Linked DNA regions of Mus musculus: region 2 is linked to region 1. Evidence: chromatin loops called from intact Hi-C (ENCODE). Cell type or tissue: left cerebral cortex. All regions are shown on one strand. Each heading gives the region's core, and the rest is flanking DNA. Links, peaks and the distances in the headings are about the cores only.

What was found. Peaks named below come from ENCODE experiments on the same cell type or tissue, not always from the same donor. Only the 100,000 strongest peaks of a DNase experiment are listed, where the experiment ranks them.
Region 2: a loop joins it to region 1, with 2.3 times the contacts of the local background. A loop is called at or near these places in 1 of 42 quality-filtered maps.

Annotation. Positions count from the first base shown.
Region 1 is chr1:151,806,496-151,822,542 of GRCm38, forward strand. It overlaps Edem3 (ER degradation enhancer, mannosidase alpha-like 3), which reads left to right. Exons shown (of 20, transcript NM_001039644.2): 17 at 871-1,062; 18 at 1,709-1,874; 19 at 5,024-5,209; 20 at 11,815-15,833. The coding sequence ends at 12,218. Among named protein-coding and RNA genes, the nearest start is that of Edem3, 59 kb to the left of the region's middle. In left cerebral cortex, for the core only: a CTCF peak has its summit at 14,147 (motif pointing right); DNase peaks (open chromatin) are centred at 11,852 and 14,156.
Region 2 is chr1:151,990,360-152,006,909 of GRCm38, forward strand. 1700025G04Rik (RIKEN cDNA 1700025G04 gene) reads right to left here. Exons shown (of 6, transcript NM_197990.3): 2 at 16,186-16,408. The coding sequence starts at 16,279. Among named protein-coding and RNA genes, the nearest start is that of 1700025G04Rik, 92 kb to the right of the region's middle. In left cerebral cortex, for the core only: no CTCF peak of the experiment used is centred there; DNase peaks (open chromatin) are centred at 8,709, 9,240 and 10,311; H3K27ac peaks cover 1,002 bases.

The sequences.
Region 1 (16,047 bases), core at 11,048-16,047:
CAGACGAACTTTACTCTCAAATCAGGTTTCCCACGACATCACCTTTCCCTCACATTTTTATCTATTTTCTTGTCACCTCTGACTTTGATTTAAGAATCTCTCTATATCCTTATGGTTCTTAATTGTGAGTGTGGATCTCTAATGCTTTTACTTTGGCCACCATTGAAGTAGTGGCCACCTGTGGCCTCTTAATCATTAATACAGTATAACTTTGCTTAACTGTTGATTTTCCTTCTCTTAAGATGTTTTCTTCCTTTTGGCTCCCAGGGTATTCCAGCAACATAGTTCCTTCTCTTTGCCTTGTAGACTGCTTTGTAGCTCTGCTTCCCTGGCACGCCCAGTCAGTGTAGGCCCATCTAAGACGCTAGGTGACATTCTTCCTGTCTCTTCTTTAACAGTATCCTGTTTCCGCTGCTAGCTTTGAGTGGTTGATGTCTCGGACATGTGCAAATGAACACGTGTATATGCTCATTCTGAACTTTACCCTAAACCCGCCTTCAGTATCTCAGCCTCTATCCGCCCTAACTTGAATTGTGTTTTTCTCTGACAGCAGAAGCTTTCTTTTCCTTCAAAGGGGAAGCCAGTAGAGGTAAACAAGCTAGGGCATTTGATATAGGACAGTTTCAAGTCTCCCCCAGAGCTGGCGTGTATAGATGGAATGTAACAGTGAGAAAAGTTGCAGACAATTGTTTTCAGAAAATTTAATTGATGAAAGTAGTGTATTGAGGTCAAGTTAGATTGCAGATATTTAGTGGGAACCTTAACTAAAAGGAGAGAAATTCCACGCACAGTTTGTAATTTAGGACATCAAAAGGATGGGGAAATTTGCAGGAGGACAGCTAAGTTCCACTGAATCTGTCTCTTTCATAGGCTGCTAGTTCAATTGATGCTGAAGATGGGTTACGGTTCATGCAGGAGATGATAGAGCTGTCCAGTCAGCAACAGAAGGAGCAGCAGCTGCCTCCACGAGCTGTCCAGATTATCTCCCACCCGTTTTTTGGCAGGGTCGTCTTAACTGCTGGACCAGCTCAGTTTGGGCTGGATCTATCTAAACACAAAGAGGTATGTGCACTCTTGTAAGCTTACTGGAGTTTAAATAGTAAGTATTTGACTTGTCTCTTAGTAGCTTTACGTGTAGAAGTTGGGGGACTCAGTGGTGGAAACACATACTCAGCTGAGTGAGACCTGGTTTTAGTCCACAGCACAGCACAGCGCTACCTGAGCATCCAGCTCCTCCATTTTAATTAAAGTGTTCTTGAGTGGCTGTCTGGCTGAGTGGCTGCAGTCATTAGAGTGCTTGCTGTGCACATATGAAGACCTGAGTCCACCCCCAGCATTAAAGCCAGGCATGTCAGTGCCTTCTTTTAATCCCAGCACTGGAAGCAGAAGCAGGAGGATCTCTGAGGATCCCTTGGGCAGCCTGTGATCCCCAAGTTCTGTGAGAAACCCAGGCTCAAAAGATGGTGGATGAGACTGATGATTGACCTATAGCTTTTGTAGGTGTGCACACACACACACACACACACACACACACACACACACACACACACGGGAGGGAGGGAGGGAGGGAGGGAGGGAGGGAGGGAGGGAGGGAGGGAGGGAGGGAGGGAGGGAGGGAGAACGAACCCTTTCCTTAAAGCTCATGCTACCAAAATTAAATGACTAGGTTATAATTGAAGATGATGTAGGTTGCTTTTATTTCTGACAGACACGAGGATTTGTTGCAAGCAGTAAACCATATAATGGTTGTTCAGAGCTCACTAACCCTGAGGCAGTGATGGGAAAAATTGCCTTGATACAAAGAGGACAGTGCATGTTTGCAGAAAAGGCACGCAACATTCAGAATGCTGGCGCCATCGGTGGCATTGTGATCGGTGAGTGGTCCCCTGGGTCACCGTATTGGGCAGAGTAGATGATCGGGGCCTTGTCCTTTTATGTTTTAAAATCTTGTTAAAGCGGTGTTGAGGTTATTTATATTTTGACAACATAAAGGAGAGCTGGCTCAGTGACGTGATCATTTCTTGACAATCCAGAGGTTTCTGTATATTGATGTCAGCGAAAATACTTGGGGTGAGGTGGGAGGGTCAGAGTGCTGCAAAAGTGCCCACCCGCTGGAGAAGAAACTGCCCTTGAGACCTACAGTTCCCAGGTAAGAGCTCACTCAGCCACCTGCAGGGGCAGCCTCTAGAGACTTCTGTCCCTCCACAGGGTGGCAGGCTTTGGAATCCCATACCTGTGGGCGCAGCTCATGGCTCTGCCGCAGTCTGGTAGTGCAATGTTAGCACTACCAGTTATTTGGTATCTTTTCTTTCTGAAAAGGGTTTTGTGAGCTACATAATACTGAGCAACACATAAGCACTAGATGGTAGGACATTTTATCCCTGTGGACTTTTCCCATTGAATTTACAAATGACCAGTTTTAGCTGATTTTGCCCATGTGTTTTGCTATTCTTTACCCCCTCTCTTTTTCCCCCTAACAAGCCATGATTATCAGCAAGAATGTAAACTTTTATATGTCTAAGGTAAAAAGGCATTTACATTTAGAAAGAAGTGGAAGACTGGAATCCCACATCAGTTGTGAAGTGACTGGGAAAGTTCGTTTTGCATTTTTTCTTTTCCTTAATTAGCATCCATTTCTACACTGAGAGTACATAAGACATTTAAAGGGCTGGGGGATGGTATTGAGGGGGTGACCCTGCTTTTGACTTTAGCATCATGAAAACCAAAATGTGAATACTTAAATATTTAGATTTACTTCAGCAAAGATTATTTACTATTCCCTTTATTTATTCTATATGGGTACTAAAATGTTGGTTTAAGTGAATAAATTTTATTAGTTAAAAGTTTTAGGAGAAATTGTGTTTAATAATTTAAACCCAGATTGGGCATGGATCTGCTAGCTTGTGTCTCAGTTTAGCTGTTGCTGAGACACAGCCAAAGTGACTCATGTAAATACTGTCTCTGCATGCTTTGAATTTACAGTTGGGTAGTTCCAACAGCGTTCACTATGTGACCAGTTACAGGAAAATTTTTCTGACTCCTCACGTGTCGTTTTCAAGTGTGTAAATGTACAGGTTTGTGTGTGCATGCACATGTGCATGGAGGCCAGAGGTCAACATTAGTGTCTTCTCAGCTGTTCTCCATCTTATTTTCTGAAACGAAGTCTTTTACGGAGCTCAGGAATTAGCTAGATTGACTGGCCAGTGAACGCTGAGGGTCTGCCCATTGCCCTAAGCCCCAGTGCTAGCGTTTCAGATGTGTATCACAGTACCCAGCTTCTCTGCAGGTATCAGGCATCCAAATTTGCATCCTCATGCTGTGTGGTAGGTGCGGTACCAGCTGAGCCCCTTCCCAGCCCCTAAGTCATCCTGTTTGTTCTTGGCTATTTTCACATTGAGGCTACTCTTACTGAAGAACTTAGTAGCTTATTGTCACTATGATTTTGAGCATTTCTTACTTACCAAGACTTAAAAACAGAGATTTAAAGTAAAACACGTAGTGTAGGATGTATACATCAATCTTTTAAAAAATATCTGTATATAAGATTATCCCAGTTTCTGGGCAAGAGTCTTCATGATGTTCTATGATATATAAAGACTGTCGGGCTGGAGAGATGGCTTAGCGGTTAAGAGCAGTGACTGCTCTTCCAGAGGTCCTGAGTTCAATTCCCAGCAACCACATAGTGGCTCACAACCATCTGTAATGGGATCTGATACCCACTTCTGGTGTGTCTGAAGACAGCTACAGTGTAGTGTATTCATATATGTAAAATAAGTAAATCTTTAAAAAAAAAAAAAAAAGACCGTCAGGTCAGACATTTTCTTTAGTAGCTATTGGTGCAAAATCCTATACTGGGTTTTGTGGAACAAAAAAATGATATTTTGTTGTTGTTGTTCTCAGAAATTTTAATTAAAAGCAAGAAATTTAATGTTTGTGACTTCTTTCCCCTAAGTTTTTTCCTGATAAGGCAATTTTTAAATTTTGAGTAAATTTGTATTTTTATTTAATTTTTTATTATGAGGACTAAAAATACAAATTACCTTAGAAAGCATGTGACTACAGGAGGTAATAATTTACTTGTTATTTTAAGAAAGGAGGTTGTTTATTATATGGGAAGGGATGATTTTCATTCAGCCCAAGAGTAGGACTTATATCTGGGAAACTCTATGCACTGAGCGTTGCTGTAGCTGACAGGTCCCACCTTTCTTTTCACTGGAGCTGTCTCAGCTTTGGGTCTCTTGTAGCTGTGCCTCCTCCCGCTCCTACTCCCTCTCCCTCTCTGTCCACAGTTCCCAAAAGGCAGCCAGGCACACAGTCCCAGTCACTTACATGGACTGTTTACAGGCAGAGACAGTGTTTCTGTGTGGCAGTTCTAGGATCACAGCAGGTCACAGGTCAGACGGCCATCCTTTGTCTGATCAGTCATTACTAAGAGAAAGACACACTGTTGCCAGGACTCTCCTTTACTCAGGGATACTTCAGTATCACTGCTGTGTGATACTGAAAGGGGATATGATTGACATTTACATGGTCAGAGAATTTAACTGGTAATTAACCAGTGTGAAATAACAATACTGTCTAGTTCCGCTTATTCCCAGGCAAGTAATCCCTGGTCTAAAGTTGGTGACTTCAGAGCATTTTACAGTTCTGAAGTCGGAATGTTCAAACTGTAACAAAACCATTAGAGGAAATCTAAAAGTTCGCTCACAGTTAGACCTGTGTGATCCTGCTCATTAAATTCTTCCCTGTGGAGGCTTTTCCTTACACATAGGAAGATAGTCCAGTCATGAGACTGGTGTGCTGTACTTTCCACATACTGTTTTCTGTGTCGAGTAATTCATAATAATTTATTGAGGGTGGTTTATAATTGTGCAGTCTAGAAAACTTCTTTTGCTGCTTTCAATTATTTCCTTGGGATAAATCATAAAATTAGCTCATCTAAAGGTTATACTTGTTTTGGGGGCATAAGAGCATTTCCATTAGCAGGTAACAAGCGCTGACTCCCTCTTTGTTTTCTGGCCAGATGACAACGAGGGGAGCAGTAGCGACACGGCCCCCCTGTTCCAGATGGCCGGCGATGGGAAGGACACAGACGACATCAAGATCCCCATGCTGTTCCTGTTCAGCAAGGAAGGCAGCATCATCCTGGACGCCATCCGCGAGCACGAGCAGGTGGAGGTGCTCCTTTCTGACAAAGCGAGAGACCGAGGTAAGAGCCAGGGCGGGCAGCCTGCCGACCAAAGTCACCTAGGCTCGCTGCTTTTACTTTTAGTTCACTGGTAAAGCAAGGAACAATGTTAGATGGTGGTTTAGAATTTTTCTCTTGGAAACAATAGTAATTTATTGTTTTTATTTTATTAATATTATTAGCATTTATTATTTTTACTATTTTCATATTATATAATATAAATTAAATTATAAATAAGGTGTTTAAAATAATTTACTATTAATATTAGGAAATATTAATAGTAATTTATTATTATAAATAGTAAAAAATTTGTTTTGCTGACTGAATTAGAATGCTTTCAGAATTACATTTTGCATGCAGGGTGTGGCATACAGTATGGTAGTAGTGGTCTTCCCGGCAACCTGTACTGTCATGTCCACTCTTTATGACAACTCTAGAAAGGCCGCAGCGCCTCATCTCATGGGGATTTACACTACAGGAGTTACAAACGGAAAGTTCTCGGGAAACCACTGTGTAAAGGCCGCACAAGTTTTCACACCTGAGGAGATGGGGGACCTGAGGGGAAGTGGGATGTCAGATGTAGGCTATGATCCTGCTCCTGGTAGCAGTCATTCTAAGCCGCAGTATAGAGGACACTGTCCTCACCCATCTCCCTTAAATGAACGCTGTGATATGGTGTGTAAGGGGTTGTGAGTGTTAACAGATGCTCAAAACCACTTAGTTCCCAGACGAGACATCTTTTTTAAATGTGAACAGTACAGTGCTATCCTAGTCAGTCTTTTGTCTTTTTGTACTGCTTTGTTCTTTGAGAGTCTCTGAATTGATAGCTATTTGAGAGCCGTGGAGTGAATGAGTCGGGTGTGTAAGGATGTGTAGCCATGGAGACAGAATATGAGCAGGTCCTCATCTTCTCAAACCCTCCTGTGTACTTGATTTCCTTTTCCCGGGGCCCTTTTTCAAAATTCACTCCCTTCCTGCTCCGCTGTGCATCAAACACAGACAAGTTAAAATTACTGTATAACTCTGTAATGCCTTTGCTTTCCCTTTCTTGTGCTGCCATTGGAATTCAGCAGCCATATTAAAAGGTAAAATGATTCCAAGCTACATTATTAACAGTAGTAAGTATCTTGCATTAAAAAACAATTATATATGCATGTGTATGTATGTACTACACACATATGCATATATAATTTTGTTTTAATAAACCAATTATATATATATATATAATTTTGCTTCATTGAGTACCATAATATATGACTTAATGTAATTTATAACTTCCATGTCCAGTCAATTGTCCAATAATAATAATTCTTTATCGATCCTTCCAGAATCAATCCTATTAATTATATAGTCCATACTCTAGCTGAATTCACTAATCCATGCCCATGCATGAGTCACCCTGACAGCAGCATTGTTATATAAGAGACTATTACTTTTCATCATTTTTTTGTTTACAAAGTAAAATATTTAAAATACTGGCTTGTTTAAAGCTCCTGTGAGGTGAGAGGTACACAGCAGTTGAGGCTGTGTGATTATGGGAAAGCAAGTGTCCCATACCAGGGTGAGTGTAAGGAAGACGGCTGTCAGTTTCACTAGAAAAGACTTGCTAAAGGATAGTAGTCCCTTAAAAACTATGTGTTAAGAAGGAATTATGTAAGTAATATTTTAGAGCACTTTGATAGTCTGAGACTTTATTGAGCTGTTAATATTATAGTGTTGTTTGATAAAGGGTTTTAAGGTTTGTGTATATAATAGTGCTTTGAGAAATGTATAACTGTGTTAGCCAACCCAACAAGTTCTAATTATATAATATTTATCACTGTAAGATAGATCAGTGGTACTAACTCTATTGGATCAGCCACTTTCCTCACTTAGGATAATGTTCTAAGAAGTTAAATTCTGTAGTGGTTCTCAATAGCTTGTCCCATACCATCACCACCTCATGTGCTTTGCCAGCATCAGCAGTGGCTGATGTGCTTGGTAGAAGTGGATGCTCCTGCATTCCCTACTGTGCTGAGTTAGAGTCTGAATCCCACACTTGGACATACTCAGCAGACTATTGTAGTACCGTAGTTCTTCACTTGTACTTTGACAGACATGGGACGACACCCAGAAGACCTTTCTGTCTCTTAGCTCTGCGTCACGAGTTCTAGTTAGAGTTATGTAAGGGACCGTCAAGTAATAAGCACCTAATGCAAGCAGCAGAATGTCTTCAGAACATCCTTCCAAAATGATGTCACATTCCTTGTTGATGAGAAGACCTTTGCACGTATAACACAGGAAATAGAAGCCCCAGACAAGCTTCCTCCTAGACCCTAGATGATTAGAATGTCTATATCTGTTGCTGCCCTTCTACCTGCTAGCAACAGGGTTCAGATATTATACATTCTTTAGAGGCGAAAGCACTACAAATTTATCAAGTAGAACTGTTGCTTCCTTGGGGAAACTGTTGACACTTCTAAAGTTAAGTTATCAACACACAGTTTTAACACTGTGTCTCTTAGTGTCTCATTGCTTCAAATTTTGAATTTTAAAATTTAAAAATTCCAGCCCTGTCTCACAAACAAACAAAAAATGTGTTGGTTATCTTTAAATTGATGCAGTTTACAATTTACAGTCAGCTTTCCTCTTCTCCTTCTCTCTCTCTTTTTTTTTTTTTTTTTTTTTTTTTGGTTTTCCTAGACATGGTTTCTCTGTGTAGCCCTGGCTGTCCTGGAACTCACTCTGTAGTCCAGGCTGGCCTTGAACTCAGAAATCTACCTGCCTCTGCCTCCCGAGTGCTGGGATTAAAGGCGTGCGCCACCATGTCCTCTTCTCCTTGTTCTTCAGGAAAGCATCAGCATTTAAAGATCCAGTATGCTCTCAAGCTTTCAGCCTACAAAACAGGCAGCGCTCTGTGCCCTAAAGCCTAGAGACAAACGCTCTCAAGGCCGCTCTTGTGTGTGTGTGTGTGTGTGTGTGTGTGTGTGTGGCAGGTAAAACATCAGACAGGAAATGAAAGAGAGATTAAAAGAAAGAGTCCTGTCTTATAAACTGCCCTGAATTGAAGCCAAGCAGTCTCAGTCCTCAGATAACCCATCCAACGTAGGTTTCAGTGTGACTGCCCTGGTGCTGGGCTGCGCAAGACTGTCGTAAAGGTCTGATTCCAGCAAGGGTAGCCTCAGACTTGAGCCGATGGCTCTCTGCCTGGAGAGGAGTACCCAGCGTTATGGTCAGGTTCTGGGTTTTTACATCCCTGTGACTCTTTTCTTCATTGAGAAGTTCAGCTATTCTATTCTCAAATCAAATGCCACCTTCTGTATGACATTTTTCTTCTCACTCTTGGCAGAATATAAGGGTTTTTTTCCTCTTATAGTTCAATGATTGTATTGTATGATTGTTTAATATATAGCTCTTCTTAACTATGAGGTTTGCTCTTACTTACCATAGAATGTGCTGGTGAGTGAATGATTGTATAGCATGCAAACTCAACTTTTCACCAATGTTATCTTCCCCTTTGATTAGTAAGACCCACTAATGTTCCTTGGACTTTTCTTGGCTTTTTGATGTGCCATTTCTGCATCAACATTACACCCTTTAGACAGTGACAGGTACCTCCTTTGAATCTTTGTTCCTCTCAGATCAGAGCCCAGGCTGGCTTGGCTGCTGTCCCTGCTCCTTCTTGTCCTGTGGGTCCACAGGCTTTTACAGATGGCCGTGCCTGTGCTTCTGCTCTCCTGACCTATGTGCTTGTTCCTCTGCAAGTTACTTAAGTTTTGTTGTGAATACATTTCACATGGTATCTCTTCCCATACTGAATCTGTTTAGAATTTCAGCTTTAATTCAAAAACTAAAAGAAGTAGAAACGAGATTCATTTTTAAATCATGTATTTGCATATTTTTTATAGTGTGTGAAAACTGTTAAATGTGACGAAGTCCTGTTCTGGAACATATCTATAAATTTAATCAGCTCTTATTTTTACTGTCATTGTATATTTTAAGCAATCTGAGCTGTATACCTGTCATAAATTTGTTTTGAAGGTTTTTTTAAAATTTATATTAGGGAAGATGTACAGTTTCACTGTTAGATGCTGGGCTTCTACTGAGGAGTAGAAGTTTTTTTTACAATGTTTTTTATTAACTTTGGTAGTATTTCTTAAAATTAGGTTTGGTTTATGTCTTAGTGTTCTGTTGCTGTGAAGAGACACCATGACCATGGCAACTCTTTTTTTTTGGTTTGTCGAGACAGGGTTTCTCTGTGTAGCCCTGGCTGTCCTGGACACGGCAACTCTTATAAAGGAAGACATGTAATTGGGACTGGCTTACAGTTTCAGAGGCTTAGTCCATTATCTTCATGGCAGGAAGCATGGTAGCATCCAGGCAGACATGGTGCTAGAGAGGTAGCTGAGAGTTCTGTGTCAGCAGCAGGAAGAGAGAGAGAGACACTGGGCCTGACTTGAGCATTTGAACCTCAAATCCTACCCCAGTGGTGTGCTTCCTCCAGCAAGGCCACACCTCCTAATAGTGCAGCTCTCTGTGGGCTCTGGGGGCCATTTTCTTCAAGCCACCAGACTTTAGTTTCAGTATAAGTCATAGTCTAAAAATATAGGTAATACTTGTATTCTTTCTATATTTACCTTGGTTATTCTGTTGCTTATGGCATTACCTAGACACCAGATCATAATGTAACCTCTGAAGGGTCTCAGCCACATGCAGTCTTCCTTACTCGACAGGACAGGCCTGCACCCGCCCTGCCCTTCTAGACTTGAGTAGTGCAAAGCGAAGCCTGAGGACTTTGCTGTTCTTGAACCTATGGTCGTCTAGTGCTGAGCTCCCTCTTTGTTTAATCTCACCCCCATGGTTCCTAACTTTTTACTTAATTGTGCCTCTTTCACAGCTCAGAACCCTGAGATGGTAAAATAATAAGAGAAATAAGGCATTTCATTGAAAAGAAAAGAGAAGGAAACTAAGATGTCTACACCTTCAGCTCCCCTGCAAAAAACTAACAAGAAAACCAGAAACCCAATTGTGTTAAGTTGCTTTTCTGTTACTGTGACAAAATACCACTACAAAGGCAGCTTAGAGAAGAGTTTGATTTAGATAACATTTCCACAGGGCTAGAATCTGTAATGGCTGTGGCAGCATGGCAGCAGGCAGCTGAGAGGTCACATCTTCAGCCTTAGCCAGAAACCAGAGAGAAAATGGAAGCGGGCCTAGGCTATGAACCTCCCAAAGTTCATCCCGAGTGACCACGTCCTCCAGGAAGACTCTGCCTCCTAAACTTTCCCAAATAGCACCAAACAGGGCGCCTGGGACCAAGTGTCAACACTCAGGTCTGTGGGTGACGACAGTTCTTCCTTAAACCATCCACAGACTCTAACCCTCAACTGGAGAGAGTAAGTGTGTGTGCTCATGTGTGTGAGGAACTTCCCTAAGGCAATGAGAGAGAGCTGCTGAGAGCGGGCGGTGCGTGCTCACCCGCATGTGCCTGCCTGTCCGCATTTCCTCCGGGTTAGTTGGGTTTTTAGTAGGTCCATTTTCTTCCCTCTCCGACCCCATGCTCTGCTTCCTTTCAGAAGGGGCCCTCAGATGTTATCACTGCAAGCTTTCCTTGTAGCCTGTGCCTAGCTCCCTGATTAAAAGCGGGGTATTTCTCTTATGTGCACACATAACCAGTTTTTGTGGATATTGTTTTCTCGTTGGGCTGTGAGATGCTTAAAGACAGATATAGTGTTAGTTTTCACTCCTCATTTTCTCTCCGGCACCAGGCAGCTGGCAGAGTTCTGTTGGCTGCATTGCAGAAAGAAGGCAAGTGGGATGTGGGCAGTAGGTGACAAGGCCACTAAATACTGCAGTGTAGGAACTCAGAGGACTTCCAGGGCTTCATATTTGATGTTCATTACAAAAGCTGTACCTGCTTAGGCTCCTAGTGAATTTTAGAATAACTTTAATACACAGTAATAGCTTTATTAACAATCTCAGTTTATGAAAATATTTCGATGAGTCATATTAATGCCTGTAGCCATCATGTTTTTTTGTTTGACTCTAAGTGGATCACTGAGTGGTAATTTCACTTTTCCAACAAATATGATTTCAAGTTTTAGCAATGATATATGCTATTAAAATTTATTGCATTTAGGATGTTTTTGTGTACAAGCTTTCTTGAACTTAGGTGTTAATAAATTGTATATGTATACCTGATTGTATGTGTAGGGGTGTGTGTGTGTGTGTGTGTGTGTGTGTGTGTGTGTGTGTGTGTGTGTGCTTATACAGAAACATGGAGGCCATAGGATCCTTTGGAATTGGAGTTACAGGTATCTGTGAGACACCAGCTTGTTACATGGCATTGTCCAACAAGCACTCTTAGCTACTGAGTCGTCTCTAGTCATGATGGTGAAATTTTATATGCATTTTAACATGTTTGTTTGGTGCTTTTGTTACTTATTAATCCTCATCCAAGTCAGGGCTATGCTGTTAGTTATTATTACTCCTTTCCATTGGGAGGGACACTGGTTTTCACTGCCAGCACACTCACAGCTGTCATTGATTGGCTGCTTTATTTATTTTACTGCAGAAACCAGGTGACTTTGTAAATGTGGTGCAGTTTTTAAGAGGGAGAGTGATGTGTTTGCTTCTTTCCTGTGCAGATCCCGAAATGGAAAATGAAGACCAGCCATCTTCTGAAAATGATTCTCAGAATCAGAGCGCAGAGCAGATGCTCTCGCTTTCTCAGACAGTCGACTTGGCTGATAAGGAGAGCCCTGAACACCCTGCAGATTCTCACTCAGAGGCGTCTCCATCGGACAGTGAAGAGGCTGCTGGCTTTGCCCCCTCTGAACAGATATCTGGGTCCACCGAAAACCACGAGACTACAAGCCTTGATGGTGAATGTACAGACTTAGATAACCAAGTTCAAGAACAATCAGAAACTGAGGAAGATTCCAGTCCTAATGTCAGCTGGGGTACAAAGGCCCAGCCTATAGACTCCATATTAGCAGACTGGAATGAAGACATAGAAGCATTTGAAATGATGGAGAAGGATGAACTATGACTCTCTGGAAAGACTCTGGTGGTAGATATTTAAAAGGAAGAGGTAAACTGTGGTTTGTGACACCCACCCTGTACCAAGCAGGCTCTCCTGGGAGGCTCTGAGCATTGCTCAAGCGCGTTCTGACTGGGGTAAGTAGCCACCATAGGAACCTGGAGCACGCTGTGTTAGAGCTGACCACTGAAACTGCCCCATCCAAAGTGGAGACTCACAAGCCCTCAGATGGCGGTATCCCTGGCCAGGGAAAGATGACTGCCCACTCCTGGGTAGACAAGAAGCAAATTCAGCTAATGGAACCTGGGAACAGAGTCAGTGTCGCTTTCTGATTGAAGAAAGCTTCACTGCCTTGGGCTTGGGGAAGATTTGAGCGAGTATTGTGGCATCTCGGCTTTGCTGCCTTCACAGGAACTCTCTAAGTGACCTACGGGTTCTGAAGCAGATGCATTTACGGCAATGACAGTTTCTGCGCATCGCTGTTACATGCTTCAATCAGTGACAAATGGCCAGGACGACTTGATTTCTTTTCCTCTCCCAACAATGACCTTAGCATTTAACCAAAGCTGAGCCCAGTGTACTTTTCCCATAGGTCTCCGTAAAGACCTACTACGGGGCCATGGAGAGGGTCCGGTAGATAGTGTGGAAATTTGTTGCTTACTGCTCGGGGTAAATAGAGAAGGAGAAACTGTAATGTTGCAATATCAACTTCCCGTTGGGGGAAGCTATGACTACTCTAGATGGAACTCAGCATTAGGTCCTGGTGGGGTAGATTGGAAGTCTTTTCTAGTTCATTTCTCTTAAGGTGGTTCCTCTAACCATCAGCCTTACTCCATCCATTTTAGTATGCAGTTTGAGATGGAAGGCTCGTCTCCAAGCCCTGCTCCATCTCCCTATCTTATAGAGCCATGAGAAACCATGGTAGTAGACTGTAGTCCCGGGGTGACTACTGTCTTTCTCCTTTGAAGCTGGAGTCTGTCACATTTTCTGTTAAATCATGGGTTTAGGTTTGTTTTGTTTTGTTTTAACAAATACTCCTTCCTTCTAATGTGGACTTGAAAATTAGTCTCTGGTGACCTGTGTAAAAACTATATAGCCATATAAGTAAAAGAAAAAGATTTTTTGGGGGTGTGTGTGGCAGTCTGGAGCTGGTCACATTTAATTATTTTTGGTTTTGCTTATTGATACTTCTACATTGAAATCATGGTTTTATTCATTTTATTTATTTTTGAACTTGTTTTAATTGCTTCTAAAGGAATATTTGAGGGACTTCATTCCTTTTTACCATGGCATTACACAGTAACTTTTCTCTACAACGTGGTTTTGAGGTACTGAATGACTTAGGTTATCTATGGAGCCATGAATGACAGCAGTGCTGTGCTGTAGTTGTGTAAGTTCATGTCTTAGGTCCCAGGTAAGCGTGCCCTTTTATAAGGGAATAAATACCTGTTTTCAAAAGGTCCAAATAAATGATTGGTCAGTGAGTGATGAATCTTAGAGAATTCCTTGGGGCCGGGGTAGCATGGCAAGGCCTTCATTAACTCGTAGTTAAACCTGACAGCAAACATGGGTATTTTAGTCTCTCTGCATGGGAAGTTTGGTGTGAGAAGATAGAACCGTAATACATAGAGTATACAGAAGGGGAGATGTGCTTCGTTTTATTTCATTGCAAAGCTGCCAAAATAGCTGACGCTTAATTACTTGACTTGATTTCTAGGACTGGGGCTTGGAGGAAGGGAACAGATGTTCCTTGGCGACTTTGATTACAGAAGCCTTCTATGGATTGATTTTGTATTTGTAGCTCAAAGCCATTGTTGACTAAATCAAACTCTGCTAAGTTATCAAAGCCGCATATTTTTTTCCTTTGAGAACTTAAGGGCATGAAGGGGAGCCCATGGCACATTAGGAAAAGCCAGCGACTGCCACTTACATTCCTTTGGCCACTAGGAGGAGCTGTTGCCCTTCATTAAGGCACCTATTGATTTGTTTAGGAAAACCAAATCCTTTAAAGAAATAAATTTAAGACATTTTACTTACTAACTAGAAGGAATAATACTCAGTTCCCCCTACTTAAGAAAAGAGGAATACGTTCAGCGTCAGAACACAACATTCTAACTGAGTCTCCATCCATTTTTGTATTTGACATACTGCCTGCCACAAAGTAGTCTTTTGAGTTCACTAGGAAATTCCAACAGCATAGATTTTTAAAAAATTTTTTTTTCATTGTTGTTGATGTTTGTTAAAAACCTTTCATAGATATTTTATTTACTTGCTGAAGATTCAGGGACTTCTGAGACCCTGAGTTTAGAAACATCTGGTCTACCTCAGTTAAATGTTGACTGCTTAGAAATAGAGCTGAAATGATCACCACAGCCATAAAATTGTTTGACTAAGAAAGATTTATATAATGTTTACAAACCTGGAATCAAGTGCGGATATTACCTGAAAGCTAAAGGTTAGCTGTTAAGAGCAAGTATTTAATTCAGGTATTTTTCAAGTTTTAAAACTTGTTTACCAAGTAAAATTAGGTATTTTTTTTCTTCACATAAAAACTCCATTGAAATTATATGCCCTAATTTGCAATATTTTCCCCATAAAATTTAAATGTGAAAGAACAGTAATTTACTAGATATGTTTTGGGTGGGGTATTTTGTTAAGTAGGTTTTCTTTTTTCTCTTTAACCTATGTAATAAGCTTCCAAAAAAAGTATAATTGTTTTAGAACAAATTATTTTGTAATTTTCCTTTTCCTTTTTCTTTACAGTATTAGATACTTTTAAGTGAAAAATTATGCACTCTCTGACTTCAATTTCACTAATGTAATTATTTTCTCGGGAATTCTTTTAGATCTAAATTACCATCATATTAACTTTTCTTATACAAAGCCAGCGTTTGTTCTCTCACCAGACTCCATGCCAGATCCATCATAAGAAAGCTCAGCCTAAGTAATTCAAATAGTGCTTACAACTTTAGGGGGAGGGAGGGTAGCATTCAGTCAATACTCCAACTGGTTGTTTATGCACAAGGCTACAGTCAGAACATAGAAAAAAAACATTCTGTGAATGAAACATTGTATGTTCAGATTTTATAAAAGACATTTTTAAAAGCCCAATTTACAGCCGTATATTTTCTTATGATGTAATTTATGAAAAAGCTGTCTGTACTAACAGGTGCTGTAACACTACTGTCGTTGGGTTTTGTTGTTTGGTGATAAATGTATACAATATTTCTAATGGAAACTATGTACTGTGATGTAAAAGTCTGGGCAAAATGTATATAATCCTTGTATATAATTGTGTATTTGATTATATTACTGATTGTAAATTTAATAAAACATGTAAATATTCTGGTCTAGTTTTAAATTTCAAATTTTTAGAATCATTGTACAAATATCTAGAATTTGGTGTCTCTGTTTTCCTTTTGTCTCTCTTTACCCCAGGGCAATGAATTTGCAGGTGTTTTGTGGTATAGAAACCCATGCAAGCATCAGTTCTAAAACTCAAATAGTACCTCGTACAAACTACAGTTTAAAAAAAGTAATAATTCTCTGTCATTGTTGGTAACATTTGTGTCTGAATTTACTTATACTTAATAAAATTACTTGCCCTCTTTTAATATTATCATCAAAAGTAGGTTCATTAGTCCTTTTCTATTCCTGTGTTGAAAGCCATGACCAAAAGCAGCTTTGGGTTTATGGTCCCCAAGGGTCAGAGCCCATCATCATCATGGCAGGGAGTGGCAGCCATCAGACGAGGTGGCACAAGATCGGAGAGCACACATCTAGAACCAGAAGCAGGAAACAGCAAACTGTAGTGGCAGAAGCAAGGCCATGCCTCTAA
Region 2 (16,550 bases), core at 6,239-11,238, 180 kb after region 1:
CTAACAAACAACACATACAAACATTTAGAGGACATTGTTCCGTTCCTATACATGTGCAACATGCAATGACCAAATCAGGGTTATGACCCCACTTTGAACACCATTTATCTGTGGCAAAAACATACAAATATCCCTGCTTCTGCTTATTCTCAAACACAAACGACACTGTTATTAACTATGGTCAGTCACCCAACTGTGCATCTGAGTATCAGATTTTCTTCTATGTGACCGTGAGAGTGCATCCATTGATCCTTCTCAGCCTGGGTAATTCTTTAAGTTTAAAATCAAAGTCAGACTTCATCCACTGGGAACCCTCTCCTGCATCTTGGCCTCAGCTCCTGGGTCTAGCTGCTCCTCTCTGAGTATCACCTGGGCACCAGAGTCTCAAGCTTCCCTCCTGGGCCCCCCAGACAGCTCCTTCTCAGACAGCTGGCCTAGGGTTCCTCTTCTGTAAACATTCTGCTGTCTCAAGCGCTCTCCTGGCTTCCTGCTTTCGGGTGTGTGCAAAGGACAACTCCTTGACTTTTCCTGGTCACCCTGTCACCTGCTGATCCCATGTCTTTCTCTGGGTGTCCTCTTCCCTATCCGATGGTACTTATCTGTCCTTCCAGCTATTGCCAGGCTCATTTCCGGTTTTATGATCCTTGGTTGTCTAATCAAGTCAGTAAAACGGGCACTGTCCAATTACATCTTTCATCTGCTGGCAAGAGTCAAGCTTTCTTTTAATAATATTTGCACAATTAGTATTTCTTAAGTGGGTACTTCTGATTTTGAGAACTAAAACCACAGCGTTTTCTCTCTAACACTTTGCTAATCTAATAGCTGCGTCAGGAAAACTTGGTAAGGTACAGGAGAACAGCCTTTCTCTCAAGACAGGAGCAATGTGAGGTAAAGACATTTCTTGATTGAAAGGAGGTAATCAGAACTAGAAATTTAATGAAAAAAAATGCTGCCACGTGGATGACATAATAGATGCAAAGGCTCTCGGTACATTAAAACTAAACGCCATCTTCATATATAATCTGACAATTTCCTCTGTGGATGCTTATCAAGATCAGCAGTGACATTTACATAGTAAAGCGCGAATGTCCATGGCTGGAAGAGAATTCAAATGTAATTTAGTTTGTTTTGAGTATGGTTTTCAAATGGAAATGCAGCATGGTCTGGATAGAGATTTGGGGCCCGTGTTGCTTTGCTTGCAGCTTGAGGGACTTGTGCAGTGTGGAGGATGCGCTATTTTATAGTATGCAGATGTGCTATTTCTGGTTTGCCTTTATTCTTCTACCTTCCATTCTGTTTTAACTTCTATTTTGTACTGTATGTGTATGTGCACCACCTGAGTGCAATGCCTCAGGAGGCCAGAGAGGGCGCTGAATCTCCTGCAACCAGAGTCTCAGGTACTTGCAAGCCACTTAACATGGGTGCTGGGAATGGAGACCCTATGCAAGGGCAGTATGTGCTCTTAACTCCTGAGTTGTCTCTCCAGCCCCACGTGATTTCTTAATAGTCATACACAAATGCTCATTAAATCATTTTAACTAAATTTTGAATATTTGTATACATACATGTTCATATATGAATATTCATATAACTCCAAATATGGGTTATGAGTAAAAGGAAGTGGACTACAGAAACTATGTTTGATTCTCACAGTCTTCATCCCTCCCCACTTATGGCCCTTTTTAGCTAAGCTTTTATTAGAAAAAAATCTTAAGAACTTTCAAAGATAATTTCTATGCATGCTTATACAGTAACGGATAGTTATATGTTAGCAGAACTTTTATATACACACTACTATTGTGACATTAATTATCTGATACATACAGTTTTTATATGGTCCAAGGAGCTCAAGAGCCAAGCAATACCAAACATCAGATGAGTTTCAAGAAATCTGCATCCAAACGCTGGTACCCTTTGCTTTCCTTGGAATCACACTACCCAGAGGATAGCACCCAGAGTTGGCTCAGAAAGTTACAATAAGAGGGCATGTCTTTTGAGTTCTGATGTCACTGCCACCTGAAGAGTCACAGTAGTCACCACTTCCTAGTGACTATCTATGGCTGACCATATGGCAGGCCAGAGACAAGAAAGCCTCACTTATATAGTGCTTAATAAATCAGTGAGACGGGTGATCTAAGGTGTTCTACCACTGAATTGGAAGCTTCTAGAACAAAGACACTGTCTCTGGACGTTTTTCCAAATCCCTCTCCATGCCTAACATTCCAGCTTCCTCACTTCCTCTTTCAATAGTACTGATGAAATGAGGCTTGGGAATCAAAAAGAGGAGAGTGTCTGACCAGATGCTATAAGAAGTGACCGGTGCGACCTTCAGAATACTCATGAATGTTGTCTCGAGACCTAACCACGTCTCCAAAGACCTAACCTTCAACATTACATGGGGAGTTAGAATCTCATTATATTAACTTGAGAGGTGACATGAACATTTAGAGCATGAACATCAGGGCACTGGTGGACAGGGGACTGGTGGACAGGGGACTGGTGGACAGGGCACTGATGGACAGGGGACTGGTGGACAGGGGACTAGTGGACATTTGGGCCACAGGACACTCACTGCTCTTTAGTGCTTGATTTCTGTCCCCAGTTTCTCGCTGAATAGTTTGCTATACATTTCTTGTAAAACAGTTTAAAGTCTGAGAGCAGGATGCCTCAATCTATATCTTTGGTACTCATACCCAGCAAGCATACAGTGTCTTCTCCTATAGACTCATTCCCATGGAACACTCTTAACTCTCTAACTAGCCAATCAACACTCCTTACGGAGGACTAATAGCTTAGGAGCACTTAAGTGGCTGGGGCGATTTTCCTCACAGTTTAGAACATTGTAATCAGAAATGCAATTAAACTGTGACAACAATGTATGACCACAAACTGCTCAACTGAAAATACTTCAGAGCTGAAGAATACTTAAGGGAGGGCTATACCATACTCTTGCTGTCTCATGGAGGTGCACATCTCACGGATACTATGTCTCTCCTGCTGTCCCTCAGGAATGAAGTAGTAGTGCAGACTCCTCCCAATGTGTCTCATTCTTCCCCTTTGGAAATAGGCAAAGATTCAGAACTCCCTGAAGCAATGGGAGCAACTTAAATCTTAAGGTGGTGATGACTCCCAAAGCTTAGTGGTTGTCTGTGTGTGAGTGCATGCATGTGTGTTTGTATGTGTGTGTGTATGAATACATAGCATGTGTACAGGTATGCATTCACATGTGTCTATATTCATTTAGAGGCCAAAGGTGGATACTGAGTGTTTTCCTCAATCACCCTCCACCTATATTCTGAGACAGAATTGTGTCACTCAATGTGGAGCTCACGGTTTTGATGAGACTGGCTGGCCAGAGAACTCCAGATACCCACCTGTCTTTACCTGCACTACACCTGGCTTTTATTTGTGTGTTGGCATTGAGCTCAGGTCACTTGGCCATTTTACCAGCTTCCTTGATGGTCTTCATGAAGAGTATCTGCATGTAACCTAAGATGTGCAAACATCATTTCTTTGAAGACCCCAGCAATTCAAAAGAATAAGTAGGTCATGTCCAATCCCAAAAGACAAAGGCTATGCTGTCATACCGTGATTTAGCTGGCTTTGTCACAGTTTAGTAATAATGTCCTCTCAGCATACATGTGAGCCTGTGCTCTGGAACTATTGTTTCAGGACCCATATTATCTAATATGAGGTAAGGGCGACCATCAAAGGAATTAGCTCTCCATCTACTAGACTTTTTTCTAGCATTTTCCAGATGTTCAGCCAATTTCCAGGTCTGTAACATGATTCTTAAACTGTCTGTGTGAGCTTTTTTGGGGGAATAAGTGTGAAATTCCTAAATATTTAGGGCTCCTTTCCTGATGTGAGGTTTTCTATCTGATTTCTTGCTTATTTGTTCAGACCCCAGTATCCTCTAGACAGACCTCACATGCACCGCATCACGTCTTGAGTCTTCTGCCTGTACCAGCACCATGTCTCAGAATCACTGGCTCTTTTGTTTGTTCATCTTTTATGCAAAGACTTTAATCATGCTTTGTGTGTGTCCACCCAGAGCCTGTGCTGAGGCACCCTCCGCTGTATCACCACAGGATACTGACACTGTACGCCAAGATATCCATCTGTCACCACTTATTAGTTCCCTAAAGGCAGAAATTAGTTTTGCCCGTCTGGTCTGTATGAGCTGTGATGCCTAGTGTGGTGTCCAAAGCACGCAAAACAGTCAGCAAATGTTTTGCAGACTGACAAGGGACACAAAGACTTGAATGAAACTAGATCAGACCCATCTGTTTACCTGAGGAAACATACCACCACACAGATCCCTATGTCCCAAAGCTATTTCCAGACATAGTCTGCTTTCCTGAGGGAGCAAATCTGCATTGCTCAAAAATACAACTGAAGCCCTTTGCAGGTTGGAAACTTTTAAATTATATTTATCAAAATAAATAGTTGCACTGGATAATGGGCTTTAATTATAAAAATAAGGAATTTATATTTATAATTCAAATCACCTAAATTCAAAATTCAAAATCACCTGAAACTATCAAAGGAAGACTATTATTGCTAATGTTGGTGGAAGGCTCCTCAACACCTTCTTTCTTTATGCATATGACATAGAATATTACATATATTACAAATAAAATGTACAGACAGGTATGGCACCATATGCCTCCAATTGCGACAGAGACAGACAATTGCCATGAGACCAGCCTGGGTAGATAAATGGGCTGTAGGCTAGCCAGAGCTACCCTGTAAGGCTCAACAACAACAACAACAACAACAACAACAACAACAAGAAAACCCAAATGTTCAGCAAGACAGCTCAGCCGGTAAAGGTGCCTTCTGCCAGGCTTGATGACCTGAGTTCAATCTCAGGGCCTATGTAGTGGAAGGAAAGACTGACTCTCACAAAATGTCCTCTGACCTCCACATGTGCACTATGGTGCACACATAAATAAATCAATAAATAGATGAGCAAACAAGTAAATATAACAGAATGAAACTCTTGAGAAGCCATCATAAATAAGGCATGCTGTGCGATGTCTCCTTGTGCCTTTTTCTTTAAAGCACTGCAGGATCACTGATCTCTTGACGGCTCAATGGCGCACATGTCCGGACAGTGAGGGAGACCTTTGAGCATACAGGTGTGGACAACATCTGCCTGTCTAGTTATCTCCTAATTAAAGAAGAAAAAGCAAAACTGGAGGAGCAAAAGGCATAATTATTTAAATCCCATATGCACACTGCTATCCTGTGCTCCAGAAAAAAAAAACAAAAAACAAAATTCTGGTTTGACATTACTCATTAGAACATAAGACAGATGTCTACTCCTGCCTAGTTTGAGGTGGTAAAAACCGCTTTGTTTTACTTTCTTTTTGTGGGGATGGGGATTGGGTGGAAATGGAGGTTGGTTGGGAATGGGGGTGGGTGAGGATAGGAGTTATTTACTATGAGCGGTTGAATATTTTCTGTCTGCTTATTGAACTCTTGGCAACTTTTCTATAACTTGCCTGGTCGCAAGTTTAGTTCAGTGTTCCCTTAGGATGTTCTTTGTTTGTAGATTTCAGCTAGTATTTTTTTTAAAAAATTTTTCCCATATTTACCTTATTTGTTTTGCAAATGGTCTTCACAGTTTGACAGTTGTCTTTTAACTTAGCTTACAGTGGTTTGTTTAGTTAATGCCACACAGCGGCTTTAGATTTTCATGCAGCCAAACGTGTCAGCTTGTTTTTATGGGATCAGATTTCATAGCATTATAGGGAAGACATTTTGCAACCTAAGATTATAAAGGCACTTGGCCAGGCTGGCTGGCCGGGGAGCCCCTGTTCTCCTTCTCTGCCCTGAGTTTACAAAGCACGTGATGCCATCACAGCTGGCACTTTGGAAAAAAAAATTACTAGGTAAAACGTATTTTTACTCTGAGTTTTATGCATGCATAGAATGTATTGTATCCATTTTCACATTCCATTAACCCCACCCCCTCCTTTCTCTGAAACATTTCTTCTTCCCATGTCGCCCCTCCCATACTTCCCTGTCTTCTGTGTGTGTGAGCTACTGTGTTTCATTAGGTTTCCTGTGTGAGCACAAGTGGGAGGTATTCCTGGAGAATAAGCAACGTATTAGTAGCTACCTCACTGAAGAGACTGTCAATCAACTCTCACGGAGTAGTGGGGAGTAGTGGGGTCTCATCAGCTCCTCCCCTTTCCATGATGAAATGTTGACTGAGCCAATCTTGGGCATGTCTTGTGTAAATAACCACATCTATGGTGAGTTCTTAAGTGCAACCCGCTATGTCTTACCCAGAAGAGCTCTTTTGGAACACGCCTCCCATCCTCCATCTCTTCCATCCTTCCGTGATGTTCTCCGGGTCATACATGCATGGTTTTTACATGGGCCCTACCTAGGGACGGAACTTCCCTCATGCTTGTGTGGGAACGCTTTATGGACTGAGGTTAACTCCTCAGCACCACACTTCTTATCTTACATTTACATCTTATCTTACATTTACATCGTTAGATTCATTTGGAGGGCCAGAGAGTGGAGGCCCAGAGAAATGGCAGGTCACCTGCGGTCATGCCTGGTGACCTGAGTTCTGCTGCTGGGACCCACATGGTGACATCGGGGAAGGAGAGAGCCAACTCCTGCAAGTTGTCCTCTGGCCTCCACAAATACACTGTAACAGGTATGCACAAAGGTATATAAGCATGCGCACGCGCTAGTTTCATCTGGAAATTCTTAATAATTCAATTTTAATATTATGAATATTCTTCATAGATGCAATGTGAGGTGAAATGATCCCTATTTTGTGTGTCATTTTAAATTTTCATTTAGTTCTAGATGCAGTTCTCTATGACAGCCACAGGCACCGTCAGCATCTTGTTTCCTCATTGTCAATGCACTGCTTCACAAATAAATATCTTTCTGGAAACATCCTTAGTCCATATATAGGAAGAGCTGGGAAATCACAGGGAAAATACACACAGACACACACACACACTTACACACAGACACACACACTCTCACACACACACTCTCTCTCACACATACACACTTACACACACTCTCACACACTCACACACATACATACACTCACACACACTCACACTCTCTCACACACACACAATCTCTCTCACACACACACACACACTCACTCATACACACACACACATACATACACTCACACACACACACACACACACACTCACACATTAATTTATGTCTGGCAATATGGCTTGGATTTGGAGTCCTCTAAAGGTTTACACATTGAAGGCCTGGTTCAGAGATGAAACATGCGGCAGGCCATGATGACTTTGACCTCATCAGTGGACACAATGTTTTGTTTTGTTTTGTTTTAATTCATAATTCAATCGAACTACTGAGAGGTGGGGAAACTTCAGCACGAGGTCTAGTTTGAGGAAGAGGTCCGCTGGTCCTTCCTCATTTTCTCTTTGCTTCCTTGCCCGATGAATGAGCCTTCTCTGCCACTTTACTTCTACTGCCATGACTTCTATTTGACCTCAGGCCCAACGAACTGGAGCCAGCCAGCACAGGCTGAAACCGTGAACCAAAATAAGGCCCTACCCCCTGAAGTTGTTTACTGGGGTATGTGGTCACAGCAATAAAAAACACACAACAAATACAGCATTAAGCTGTACGGTGGGAAAATTTTAAAAGCATACTTAGATGGAAATATGCCTATTGTTGTGGGTTGGCCTGAGGCTGCTTGTATTCTAATGCTAAACCTGGCTCCTCAAGAGGTAGTTGCCCCCTACAAGCAGATCATCAGGTGTTCAACTGATGCCATGTGAGCCTTCTCCCCATTTTAACTGTCAGATAAAGGCTAAAACCTGTGATTAGGGCAGTGGAGGGCAAAGGTGGGACTGGAGGCTTGAGAGGGAGTTGCAAGAAGGGAGAGAGAAGGGGAGCGAGGAAGAAGGCTGGTGGAAGAGGAAGTCGCCATGAACCAGAATTGCATGATCAGGAGAAACAGCAAGTGATAAGGGGCCTTATGGCAGGGGAATAAGAAAGTATAGCCCAAGACCTGCCCAATCTAGGCGTAGGGCTTATAATTAAAATATCTGGATTGTGTGTCTTTTATACAGGCTTAATAGGATTATAAACCCCAGCAACATCTTATCATATTTATTATTTCTAAGTCATAACCTTTACCTTTCTTGTTTAACAGACACACACACACACACACCTTACATAGACAGAAGTTCTGATTAGGCCAAGACAGAAGAGAATGACCATAGTAACACAAATAATTCAGGCTCATGAATCAATTGTTCAAGTCTGTTGAATGTGACAACCCTAAGAAAATGATAATGATTTTCTCAAGTTAAATCGCAAAGGACCGATCAACAACTTTGAGAAGTCACAGCTGCATACATAAGCACGCATGTCTTCAGGCTGCCAACAGGATGGTGGAGATTAACAGTTGGCACCCTTTCACTGCTTATCATGTGTCCCCAAGTAGTACAGAAAAGCTTAACATACAAGAATGCGTCGAAGGCCCAACAACTCCGTGCAAAGTCCTGGTATCGCCCATACTGCACAGACAGAACCTAAGCCAATGAGAAGCTCACGAGTCTGACAAGTCTATGTATCTGTGTGTGAGGAGCTCAGCCAGGCTTTGAAGCCAGTTTGCCAGATTTCATAGCTGTGTGGTTAACATGATTGTACTTCAACTCCACCAAAAATAACCCTAATTACCACAGTAGAATCTCCAGACATCCTCACTTAACAGCCAAGGCTGAGTTAAAGCAGGCAGTTAGCAATTACTTCCCCAAAGCTCCTAAGCACAGGCTAGTTTAGATTCAACGTCCCCCAACCCCAACAGATACGTTTATTCCTGAAGGGGAGCGCCCTCAGGCAAGCTACCCTCCTCATTATATAAACAGTCCCACTTCTTTAGCTATGTGACCAGGATAGGCCTTAGCTTCAGCCTCCTCCTCTCAAACAGAGGTAATAGTATTAACAACCGCATGTGGAAAAGACTTAGGAACTGTAATCAAGAGTCCAGTAGTATGTTTTTAACGCCATGGAATAATTCAGTAGAGAAAGCAGCAGCCATGCTCAAGCCCCAGGGTGGATCTCTACACAGGAACATCAGAGACGAAATGAGGCCAATCTGCCAGGTGGGTGAAGCAACATGGAGACTGCCAGGAGATGCCCATGAAACATCCGTTGTTACACAGCCAGGATTCCGGGAAGAAGTCACAGTTTCAAATTCTCTGATGTCATTTTGGAAGGAAACACTGAGAACTGCTTAAGGTGAAGAGACGCTCCCAGTCCCACTCCTGTTGATGAGTCACTTCTGGAGAACTCCCCCCCAGCACCAGCCAGCCTTGCCTGCAGCTCGGGTTCCCTGGGCCTCACCGGAGGATGCCAGATGCACCAGCAGCTTCACTGTGGCCTTCCACCAGGCCGAGCTCACTTCCCTTTAGCCAGCTACAGAAACACAAGGCTTCTGGAGGGGAAGCTGAGTGACTAAAGGAATCTGCTGGGACCCCTTGGGAATCCTGAGGGCTCTGAGGTAATCCTGTAATGGTAACCCTGTCACAGGTTCTGCCAGATCAAAGGCTCTTTCCTGTTGGAGTCAGGCTGCCTGTAACACTGAATGGTATATGACCCTATCTTTCACTTACGTCCATATCCAACAGCAAGGGAACAGGCTCTCAGTGCTCGCTGACAGTGAGGAAAAATTAGCATTTGGGAATATTTCCCGGGAGTGAATATATGTGTGCATGTGTATGTATACATACATATGTATGTACATATATATATACACACACATACACATTTGTATCCCAAAATTTACATATATACACACACATTTATATATAAACATAAATAAAAACAAGCTCATACGTGTGTGTATATATGTATACATACACACATATAAACAAAAATTTACACATATATAAATGTATATATATTTATATATGAACTATATATGAGTATATACATATGGACGCTGAGCTAAACAGTGTGTGTGTGTGTGTGTGTGTGTGTATGTGTGTGTGTTATTACCTGATAGTGGAGTCCGGTACACTAGAGTCCCTCTCTCAGGCTGCTTTGAAGATGAAGTAAGGGATGTGTGACGTGCTTAATATGGCGTACAACACATTGTAGAAACAACTGCCATTGGCTACTTGGTATGAAACAGGCAGTTTTTAGAAAACACTGAATTAATTCAGGATCTCCAAGGTCTCCAGAAGCAACTTCCCTCAGGCAGTAGAGTTTTGATTCTCAAAGGCTTTAAGTAACAAAGCAGGCTGTACTTTTATTACGAAAGCAGTAGTTAAAACTCTTGGCCCGCACGTCAGAGTTCTGTAATTTATGAAGTCTGTGTGGGCTTCTAGCCATGCAAAGCCTACTGAGCCCTTATTTGAAGCATCAAGATATCTTCCAAGACTACACTAGGATATGCTCTTCCCATCTTGAGTTAAGGCTTTTTGTTTTGTTTTTCAGTTTCTTACTGGTAAACAGAAATTATACAAGGCAATAGATTTTACTGAGGCATTTCCATGCATATGTCTAAAAAGTAATTTAGTCATACCATTTTCCTTTATCTTTTTCAGTCTCTTTATCTACTTTAGTCTTTTTTTTACTTTTAAGTCTCTTTCCCCAAAACTCTGCATATGAGAGAAAACAGACAAACCTGTCTGTGTGTAAATGGCTTATTTTATCAACACAAAGATCTCAAGTTCCATTCATTTTTCTGCACACAACCTCATTTTGTTCTTTCTAACTAAATAAAACCCACTGCCTGTGCAGACCACCTTTACTTTATTCAGTCACCCTCTTAAGGGTGCCCTGGCTGACTCCATAGCATGGTCTTACACTCAGAGATCTGACTCTCCCTTTTGAATGCTGGAATTAAAGGCATGTGCCACCATGCCTGGCCTGGCGTCTTAGCATTCCTAGTGGCTACATTAAAAAACAGCAGGTGCATGTAATTTTAATAATACAATTTACCTAATCTGATAGATCCAAATTATCACTTGAATATATGATCAATAGTGATTAATGAGCTAATTTTTTTGGTTATTTTCCATATTAGCTCTTCATTTAGTGCAAAATGTAAAAAGCATCTCAGACTGGGCCACATCATCCATGCTTCAGAGTCACGTGTGGCTAATGGCTGTGGTCCCACACAGAGTCACATTATCCTCTCTGTAATTATCCTATGAGCAAAGTGTCCTTAATGAATCTTCACTTTGTGCAATCAAAATTATGAGGGATACACAGTGAATTATTACTTTGCCTCCCACTGCTCCGCAATTCTAAGTACATTGGGAACATTTTATCATTTAATCTTCAACGTGGCCCTGATAAATTGGTCCCTACAACATTTAAACAGGCAGCAATGTATGTCATGTTCCAAGTTATGAACCATCAAGGGTGAGAATATAACTAAGTCCACATGAAGGAGAGCAGCTAGGTTTCTGGTTGCTGGCCGGCTGCTTGATCTTACAATGCCATCCAAAAGACTTTTACTACAATGATCTATGCACCTCTGTTTAAAGGGCTGCTGTAAACATCGGGTGCTCCTGAAACCAAACTCAGCAGCAGTCAGAGCCGGTTTAGTTATAAAATGAGGATGGAACGGTCAGTGTTTAACTTGATCCCTGGGCATTCCTCCTTCATCCTGCACTTAGCCCTATGGAAACCTGGTCCCTCTAAAGACCATGCATTTCCTACCCACAGCTGGCTAACCAGCTTATAAGAGAGATCACACCTATCAACAAATACATGATTTATTTAAAAAACAAACAAACAAAAAACCCACAGAACAACTAAAACTGGGATGAGAAGAAAGAGAAGATTCAGAGACCTTAGAAATGGCTCGTGCATGCGTGTGCGCGCGTGTGTGCGTGGTGCGTGCATGCAACAGTCTACCTTGGATAAAGTATTTGAAAAGATGAAGGCAGTAGAAACGGCACAGGGCAGCCTGGCCTTCCTCACATGGATGAGAGCAGCTGTTTGAAAAGTCTGGCAACTCTGTGAAGAGTGAACCGCAGCAGAGGCTCAACCCCGTTTCGGACAGTAGAGTGCTGTTGTGTGTGTGGTCCTCGCCAGTGCGCTTCGCTTGCTGGCGATGCCAGGACACCAGCCAACCCATAAGCACTCGGATGCTGTGTGACAGTCAGTAGCTCTCATTTCCTTGGAGCTCTCTACCTCTCTTTGAAAATTGCTCCCAAGAGATCCACCAAAGAGAGAAATACTGCATCACTGTATTGCCCTAACACTGCGTTGCCACACTAAGTTGGAGGTAATTACTGTACAGTAACAGAGCGCCGACCTGGTCGGTGGGTGACAAAAGATATTAAATGGATAATGACAAGCCAGATACTTAACTTGCACTATCAGTGGTAATATTGGCATAGGAGATCTTCTCCTTGCAAACTAGTTCAAGTAGAGATATATAAGCAGGACATAGCTTGTTATATTTAAACTGCAGCATTCAGTAACATGGTGGGTCCAGCATTTTCTTCAATACTGAGTTCTGGGATTTCTACTGCCAGACCTTAGTAAAGCTAGAAAAAGAATCTCTCATGACTGGTGAAGTTTCTCCCACCCTTATATTCCTGCTTTATTTAACATTATGCTACAAACTTGTAAATATGTAAATGAAACTAACCAGATAATAAATAGTGGGGTAAATAAAACTTCAATGAGTACTAGGGAGGTTAAAAAAACAACAGCAGCAACAAACCTCAGCTGATTCTTTAATTGTACTTCCTAGATTTGGACTACACAGACGCACAGAGCTAGCAGGGACTAGGTAGACCTGGAATAGTCCAATTCCCCAGATTCTAGCTGCTCCCTGCACGCACATCCTTGCTACGAATACAATATGGTCAGCATGCACTTTAATCCCTCTTGAGTTTGGGCCTTTTACACCTGCTTTAGCTAGTGAGCTGTGGCGCACAGGTAACTATCCTTAGGAACCACCCATATGTGCGATTCACGGTCTTGCTCTTCTTAGCAAGGATATTTTGCCCTCAGTGGCTTCTGGTGTATAGGACCGGGAGGGTGAGAGATGAGTTACATGACACCCAGATGACCCAGAAATAAAACAAGCTCTAGCTGTTGCAAACCACTGAGACCAAGAGTCTACCCAGCAACCTCTGAAGAGCTGAATATACTGTATACTAAAATCACCAAATCTTGCCCTAAGACTTTCTCTCCAAAGATTGTAATTTAATATGTATTTTTTCTATAAGTTAACCCTGACTTGGATTTCTTCACTTATATCGCATGTTCCATTCAAACTAGATTTTTTAAAATAACTCTTGAATCTGTCTCACAGGATTTCAAGCCTTTTCTTATCTAGCTCTCTCCTAAACTCTTATCCAACAAGTTTGGATTCTTCCAGGCCAGGTTCATATGCCACCACTATAAAGAATCCATTCATACAGGCTCCCTGGTTGTTGGTTCAGTCTCTGTGAGCCGCTGTGAGTCCCTAGGCCTTTGCACATATGTCATGGTTGTATAGCTTGGTCTTCTGTGGGATTCCTAACAGTGGGCACAGGGGCTTGTCTGACTCTGATGCCTGCCCTTGGGACCCTTCTTCCTACTGGGCTGCCTCACCTCTCCTTAACAGGTGCTTAGTCTTACTGCAATGGGATATGCCATGGCTGGCTGATATCCATGGCAGGCCTGCCATTTTCTGAAGAGAAATGGAGGAGGACTGGAAGTAGCAGCAGTGGTAGGGAGTGGTAGGAGGGACTGGGAGAAGAAGAGAGAGAGGAAACTGTGGTCAGGAAGTAAATATATACATATATATAATACATATATTATGTATATATGTGTATACACATATATGGCGAATATGTGTGTGTGTGTATGTGTGTATATGGGGAAATATATGTATGTGTGTATATATATACATATATACACATATATACATACATATACATACACACATATATATATATACATACACACACACACACACACACACACACACACACACACATATATGCTTCCTAACCACAGTGTGTGTGTGTAAAAAGAATTCATTCTGATTCTACCTTTAAAGTTACTATGATAGGTATTGTATGGTATTTGGTTTATTTTGTCTCACAACACTTCCTTATCCTCTCACAAAGTCGAGGATAGCAAGAGCTATGCTATATTTGCCTCTGTAATTTCCATGACGTTTAGCCAAAGGCCTTAAACACTATTCTGCAGTGGGAGCAAGGGATGAAGTGGTGAGCCAGGGCCCGAGATACGTGGATGCTGACACTGAAGAGCTGGGCAGCTTTGAAGCAGCCAGCTTTTTGTGATTCAGCCTCTCCATATGCAAATTGAGACAGCACATATTTCACAGGATTGTTGTGAAAATTCAACATGAAAATGAATGCAAATGCCTCCCGGGATTGACATATGGTGGCAGCTCCACCCGCAGTAGCTCCATCATCACAGCGATCATGACAGACCATCACAGAGGTTAGTTTAAAAACATCTTTGATGGTGGATCATTTTCTCTCAGAAGCTAAGCATTAAAGGGTCACAATAATGGTTCTATTTCCAATTAGCTGTTTTCCCATTAGATGAGGTTGCAGTAGCTGGTGTCTGGCTTTATTAAGATGCTCAAATATCCATTATTTTCCTCTATCCTTTAAGTCCTCCAGGTAATCACCACAACAAATTTGTTACAGGAATAAAACTTCTCATTCATTAGCGCACATTAATGTAACAGTGGAAATCCCAGTTCAAAAACAATCGTTACCATGAATCAAAGGCCAGGGTTGGGAAGATGGCTCAGTTAGTTTAGAGCTTGCTTTATATGACAAAGACCTGAGTCTTGTTCCCCAGAACTCATACAGAAAGGCCAGGCTTGGTGGCGCATGCTTATAATCCCAGCATTGGAGAGATGGAGACAGGCTGGGCCCTGGGACTTATCCAGTTAGTGAGACACTATGTCAAAACAAAACAAAACAAAACAAGCAAAAACCACCCAAGGCGGACTGTGCTTGAGGGTAGGTATCTGGCCTCTACACACATGCACACACTTTCAGGCATGTGCACACACGTACAGCTAGACACTTTACAACAGATAACACTGTCTGAGAGTGACTGGAGGATGTGGCTTTACACATACACAGTGAGTACTTGCACGCGCGCACACACACACACACACACACACACACACAGCTAGTCATCATACAAGGGACAACCCTGTTTGAGAGCAACTGGGGGATGAGGTATTTCTTGGTGAGATTCCTTATCCAGTAAGAAAGGAAATGTTATTTATTTATTTATTTATTCATTTTATAAATAACACAGCTACTTTTTTTTTTAATTTATATCTTCAGGTCGTTGGATTTTTCTACTAAAGTCATTTAACAAAACCTGCTCCATGTGCCCTACATTAGCTAGAATTGTGTTCAAATATACACACTCCATCAGAGGAGAAACTGATCTTTCCAAGGACAAACCCAAGGACAAGAAGCTCAAAATCCAGTAAATGGCCAGGCAGGTAATGTCACAGAGTGACCTAGGCTTGGTGTGTAAATATGCGGAAGGGTGTGTGGTTCAAGGGAGGCCCCAGGCTGACCGGAGGGGCAAACACCACGCTACCCTGCCGACTGCCCAGAAATGAAGACCAGAGTTGTGAGAGCGACTCAACACATCTGAGTGTTTCTGTGAAGCATCTTGATTTTGTTAAAAGCTACCCGTTTTGGTTTTTAATTATTTGGGCGTAGAGAAGAGGCAATGTGAATGACCTTTGCAATTTGTGGGATCACTGCACTAGGAACACTAAAATTAACCTTCACTGGATTTTTAAATATGAATTCACTCTATTAACCCTAAAACACAGGCACCATCTCATTTACAAAACTCCCTTCCCTCCACTTTTGGCTTGTGTTTTCAGTTGTCACCCCTGAGGACACGAGTCACTGCCTGATGTCTCGACTTGAGCCTCTCTAGTTCTTTAGGTTGATGTGCGCGTGAACTTGTATATAAAACCGCTACGACCATCTCTGAGCCTCCCTAGGTACAAATGATAGCAACTGAGAATAGGAAGGGTTTGCATTGACTACACTCAAGTCTCACATCCCTCTGACCCAATAGCAGAGGACACAGATCAGTGTAGTCACTCTCCGCCATCGCCAGCAGGAATGGCCTGCACCCACCAGGCCAGAAGGAAAGTGTGTGAGCACTCACCGCCAAACACATCTCCATTCTGGTAGCTTTTCCCTCTCTGTGCTTCCTCTTCATTTTGAACAGTAGCGACATGCTTGGCAGAGGCACAGCCCATAGTCTCATTCGGTCAGCTTCAGCAGGGCTGGACTGCAAATCATCTCTACAGACACGGGGACATTGCTTTCTCTCTCTTCAAGCACACAGGAAATCCGCCTTGTGGCTGTGCTGGTAACAGTGTGTACACCTGCAAGAAGAGAAAGCTGGATCAGAAAGGGAGACTGCACACCTGGTACTGCTCCCTGGGGGTGAGTGGCCATTGGCATTACACAGGGCAGTTCCTGGCTTCCACACTCAGTGCTGAAGAATAGAAGCGCAATGGGGGTAGT